Regions from separate parts of the Mus musculus genome. Here region 2 is linked to region 1. A link is a loop called in an ENCODE intact Hi-C map of the cell type or tissue named here. Cell type or tissue: gastrocnemius. All regions are shown on one strand. Each heading gives the region's core, and the rest is flanking DNA. Links, peaks and the distances in the headings are about the cores only.

Region 1 (2,913 bases), core at 1-2,500:
GGAACAGATAGTAGATTTATTTTCCCCAAAATAACTTTTTGAAAGCTGGTCCGAGCCCCGGTTTCGGAACCTCGGAGCGGTTTCTCTAGTAGTTACTGAGGACAAAGGGACAGGACCCGCACTCCACTGAAGGCGTAACTGTCCGGGATACCCGCATCCCTTTGCTCCACCCCGCCCCCAGCCCTATCCCCTCTTCAGTGCTCACCCGGTGAGCCGCCCTCGCCGTGCAGCCGCGGGTCGCTGAGGGGTTTCCAGGCGCGCGACAGAAGGTGCAGCCCTGGCTGCTATCTGCTGCTGGCCCCGGGGATGGCTTCTCCGAGTCTGGACAGGTGGCTGGACTCGACGCAGCTGCTGGGTTCGGGGTGGCCTCCTGGCCTCGGCCTCTGCGAGCCTCCCAGGGTTCCCCTGGGCCGGCTGGTTCCACTCAGAGGGCGACAAGCCGGGGACCGGCGCGTCAGGCTCTCGGAACAGACTGTACACCTTGGCTGCAGCCGCTGCGGGGTGGCTGCCCACGGGGTGCCACAACCGATTCGCATCCCTGCTAGCTGGTTCGTATCTCCCTATGGAATCCCGTTGGGCATGACTTGTCCCCATCAAGACAGCCAGGACAAGTGGCAGGAAGCCCCTCCAACGCACCCGTCGGATGCATCCGGAGCAGCGAGCGGTGGTCGGCGCTCTCATGGCGCCAGAGTGGCTGCAGAGCTGTGGGCACCGGAGACCTCGCGGGGAGGTGCTTTCCATCGTTCGCTCCACAGACCCGCCTGGCGACTTGCCCCTTCCCGTCTAGGGGACCTCTGAAACAGCCGTTTGGGGGTCCAGGGGTTCCTAGGTAAGGGCTGTATGGCGTGAGCTGCCCGGGCTGCGCACCGAGCCCGAGCCTGCCGCACCTTCGCTCCCGCACTGCCGCCGTCTGAAGGGGAACCGAAGGGTTTTATTTTTGGAAACCGCCCCCTGCTTTTTCGCCTCTTTTATCCACGCCATGCCCCCCTCCTTGGAGGGACAGCTCGGCCCCCTTATTACGGGAGACAAGAATTCCAGCAACACCCTCTTTGGCACCGAGAAGCGAGCGGGCGGCGAGGGGATTAACCCGTGAGGAGCTGCGGGCGACAGGGCAGACCCGGGGACTGGAAAGACAGATGGCGTCTGCCTGGACCAGCGCACCTGAGCTGCCTTTTTCCTGTCCTGGGCAAACTCAAGTTGTCCACCTGTCCTGGATGTATTTTCTGTTCCTGACCTCACGGACCCAGATGAACTGCTTCTCGGGCCTGAAGGAAGCTGGGGAAGGTACCCAGACCGGAGTAATGGGGACCGAGCCCGAGGCATGCGCGCCTGGTCTCGTTGCTTCCACCTCTGACCGCTGGGGGCGCTAGGCGAGAATGCAGGTGTCCCTGGGGCAGCTCCCAAGAGCCGGTTGCCTATGGGGAAGGGCAACTTGGGGCGCGCGCCCCCTGGTGGAGCTGGTCACACCCTTGGCCACCGTGTTTTGTAGCGACACACTCTGCCAACCTGCTTAGAGCCTAGATCTTAATCTGCTTCCTGTGGCGCCAAGCCTTGACCTGGGCCTATGGTGATGGTGGATGCCCGCTGGAAGAGTTGTTCTCTTTTTACAAAGGTAGGCATGGAGCCTCTTGAATAAGGTGACTAAAGGAGAGTATTGCTAAAGATGGAAATAAAACCCAGGCTAGTGGCCTCTGGCCCACAGTCCACTCTTTGAACTCCTACCACCGCCCCTCATTCCTTGGAGAATTTCCCCAAGGGGCTGCATGAGCCTTTGAGCCCTGCTGGGCCGGGTTCTCACACCTTCTTGTATTGAAGGGGACAGGGATGTCCGTTGCCTCCCACCTAAATTAACCTTCTTCCCTGTGTCCCATGCCCCAAAGCCTAAAAGGCTAGGCATATATGGTTTTCCTGAAAGTGTTTTCACAGCCTACTGGCTCCTAAGCAGACAGGATAAAAGAGCCTGTAAAGGCACCAATTACAACTTCCCATACCAGCCCCTCCCTTCCCAGAATCCTAAGTAATACCTAACTGGATTAGAAAGTCTCAATATTTGACACTGGCCTACGGAGTCCTCCCTGCCCGGCTGGTTTTCTGACCGATCTGAACTTACTCCTGCTCGGTATTCATTACACAGTACCCTCACAGTCTCTGCTTGGCAAATGTTTGATGCATTGTGACGGCTCATCTCTCTACCTAGAGTATTCATCTCCAAGAGGTCTTCAGGACTACCTCTTCATTTCACCTCACAGAGCAAACATCGGCCCCTACAGTGGCCATGTGTGTTCTTCCGCTTCCCATTCCTGTGAGGAAATACCCAAGCTTGCCCACTTACAAGGGGAAATCATTTCCTGGGGCTTTGTTGTTGTCTTGGGTTGGTTTGGTTTTTGTTGTTATTCTTTGGTTTTGGTTTTTCTCAAGACAGAGTTTCTCTGTTTAGCTCTGGCTGTCTCCTTTGTAAGACAGGATGGCCTTCAGCTCAGAGATTTGTCTGTCCCCTGAGTACTGGGATTAAAGGCATACGGTGCCACCTCCCAGTTCTTCCCTCCTCTTTTAAAACATATTTTAAAAAATTATTTTCAGCTATGTGTAGGTGTGTGTATATGTCTACATATGGGTGTGTGCACACGAGTGCAGGGTCCTTTGGAAGCCAGTTACACAGGATCTCCTGGAGCCGGACTTACAGGTGATTGTGAGCCACCCAAGGTGGCTGGGAACTAGGGACCTCTAGGGACAGCAAGTGCTCTTCACCACCAGCTCTCTTTAGCTCCATTCTTCTTTACTTAATACATGTCAGACAGGGTCCTTGGCTTGCCAATTTCTACCAGATACAAGAACTAAGTAACTAAGTAGCCTTTGTAACTAAGATCAACTTTAGAAGCTAAAGAGTTGAAAGCTATTCAATTCCATCACGAT
Region 2 (2,913 bases), core at 181-2,680, 140 kb after region 1:
GTTAGAACAATCTATACTCTTAAGGAAACCGAACTTCTTTTATGTTTTTTCAAGTTCTGTTATGAATGCATAAGGGATATCTGTAAGCCACACTGGAAAAAAAATGTCCTAAAACAAAACTGATAGAAAGACAAGAACTGAGAATGGAGTTAAACTGATTGACTAAAACCACAGTAGTAGAATATTTATCTGTTCTGTTAAATGCATTAAGGAATTGCAGAAGTTCAGATTGAGGCAGCTTTCTAGACTCTGAAGGTTTCTCAAAGTCAAGTGACAAAAGCATATCACAGTATATGTTGTTGAACACGGTGTGTGTGTGTGTGTGTTTTCTCTTCATTGGTTCTTGTGGACGAAGTATCCTTGTGTTTGTCTGCTCTCACATAAGTGAATTTGAATTCCCCAGAACTTGTATTTTTCAGTAATGAAACTTTGTCTTGATAATAAATGTAGAAAAGTACCAGGTTGTTACACACAGCATTATGAATTTTCACAAAGACACAACTCATATCATCACTACTCAGATCAAGAAATAAAAATTACTAGTGTTTAAATAGTCTTCCTCAGTGGGCTAAAGAGATAGCTCAGGAGTTAAGAGCTTTTGTTGATCTTGCAGAGGACCTGGGTTCAATTCCCAAAACTCATGGTGGTTCACAACCATCCTTAACTCCAGTTCCAGGTGATCCAATGCCCACTCCTGACTTCTGTGAGCACAAAGCGTATTGGTATACAAATATGCATGCAGGCAAAACAAACATAAAAAAGTCCTCCTCATCCCCCTTCTTAGTCATTTCTCCTCAACCCAAAGATTACCACTATACTAACTTTTATACCATGGGCTGCCTATTTTTTGAGCAATAGGATCATATTTTACATACTTCTTTGATATGGTATATTTTGCTTAATATTATAATGTGAGATTATGTCATGCATAACATTCTTATTGCTGGGGAGTAGTCCATTAATATGATTTTATTATAACCTGTTCTAATATTAATTATCAGTTATGATTAAAAATGTTGAAATGTCAAGTGTATCTGTATATCTGTTTGTTTTATGTACATGAATATGCACTTGTTGCAGCCCGATGTAGAGGTCAGAGAACAACTTGTAGGAGTTGGTTCTCTCTCTCCTTCTACCGTAGGGATCCCAGGATGGCACCTAGGCCATGAGGCTTGGCAGCAGGTGCCTTTACCAACTGAGCCATCTCATTGGCCTGCAGTATGTCTTTTGGTGCCGACTATATCTTGACTGTGCCTGAGTGTACGCATGTGCTTTTGTTCAGATATTTTGTATGTGTAGTTGTAGCCACGCTCTGTGTACATTCTGAGTTTGTCATTTTCATATGACTGTTGCTATCAGATTCATCCTGTGCTTTGCAAGTGTTGCAGTAGTTTGTTCTTTCTTGTTCCCATACAGTTTGCCATTGTGTGGACATACCACAATTTAAAAGGATTGCAATTGTTTGGACATAGGATCTGGTCTGTATGTGCTCTGTGCTGGTACATATTGTTAAATGGTTTTTCAGAAAGGTGCTTTTACTTTATTCAACAGTATTATTTCAGAGTTTTTGTTTTGTTTATTATTTTTTAACTTCCATGACAACTCTTAGTATTGTTAAACTTACAAAATGTTAGCTGCCTGGGAGGATGGTTAATGTTATAGTGATAAAAGTTGGAATTTTGTATTTTTTGATAATAGTAAAGTTACACTGCTTTCCATTCGGTTATCGCTGGGTTAAGTTTCCTCTTGTATGAAACACTAATTCAAGGTTGTTTTTTTTTTTTTTAATTAGACTATTTTTCTATTTCTTACTGATATATAGAAATTCTTTATATATTCTGGGAACCAGTTCTTAATTATATGTATTACAGGTTTCTCAGTCTGTAGCGCTTACTTACTTTAACCCCGGGTATAGAAGAAAAGGTGTCATTGTTGACTGTATGGGTTCAGGGGACCACTTTTAGTTTAAATTTTACAAAAGAATTTAAAAGGATTGTGAAAAACAATTTTGAAGTTTTAATAAGTGTTTTTAAGAGTAAATTTGCTTTGTATCAAATAGTTTGACATATAAAATCATAAAAGATAATTGTCATTGTATCCTTTTAGAGAGTCAAGATGGTCCAAATTCTTTCCACACAATATGCATTAAAAGTCTTTCCTGTTTAATGACTAAGAGGTGGCAGTACTGCATGCCTTCCATTGATCAGAATGTATTGCTATTTAAAGGAAGGGGGTTGGGCTGGAGAAATGACTCAGCAGTAAGAGTAATGGCTACTCTTCCAGAGGACCTGGGTTCAATTCCAGCACCCGCATGGCAGCTCACAGCTGATCCAGAGATTAAGCATTCTCTTTGACATGCATGAAAACAAAATACCCATACATAATAAGTAGAATTTATTGTTTGCTTATTGATTCTTGAGCTTGAGAATGTTCATCTAGAATATAATCACCTGAAGATTCATGGTTGGCAGGTTCACATACATGATGAATTGGATATGACTTTTAGAGCCTGGAATTCTAGCCTCTCTGCACATATCTTTTGATTCTAATAATTTTTAAATTTTTTAAAAATAATTTTAAAAATTAAATAATTTTTAAATTTTTAAATAATTAAAAAATAATAATTTTGTGTATTGTGGTGTTTTGATAACATGTATGTCTGGGTCCCATGTGCGTGCCTGGTGTTGATAGAGGCCAGAAGAGGGTATTAGACTCTCTGTAACTTGGGTTACAGATGGTTGTGAACCACATAGGTGCTGGCAATCTAAGGCAGGTCTTCTGGAAGAGCTCTTAACTACTGAGCCATCTCTCCAGCTCCCAAGTTGTAGTGAATTGAAGCAGCTTTATCTGTCAGCTTTCTTCTCTTTATTACTACAATAAAGAAATGAAAGTTTTGAGTTTGCATTGTGCTTA

The links. Peaks named below come from ENCODE experiments on the same cell type or tissue, not always from the same donor. Only the 100,000 strongest peaks of a DNase experiment are listed, where the experiment ranks them.
Region 2: it touches region 1 in a loop (2.1-fold over the local background); 10 of 42 quality-filtered maps call a loop at or near these places.

What each region holds. Positions count from the first base shown.
Region 1 is chr12:84,875,551-84,878,463 of GRCm38, forward strand. Ltbp2 (latent transforming growth factor beta binding protein 2) reads right to left here and starts at 941. Exons shown (of 36, transcript NM_001370743.1): 1 at 206-941. The coding sequence starts at 681. D030025P21Rik (RIKEN cDNA D030025P21 gene) reads left to right here and starts at 252. Exons shown (of 1, transcript NR_028577.1): 1 at 252-2,913. In gastrocnemius, for the core only: a CTCF peak has its summit at 1,379; DNase peaks (open chromatin) are centred at 441, 750, 1,072 and 1,385; H3K4me3 peaks cover 1,451 bases.
Region 2 is chr12:85,020,046-85,022,958 of GRCm38, forward strand. The region is part of intron 4 of Ylpm1 (YLP motif containing 1); the gene reads left to right. Among named protein-coding and RNA genes, the nearest start is that of Ylpm1, 25 kb to the left of the region's middle. In gastrocnemius, for the core only: no CTCF peak of the experiment used is centred there; a DNase peak (open chromatin) is centred at 1,179.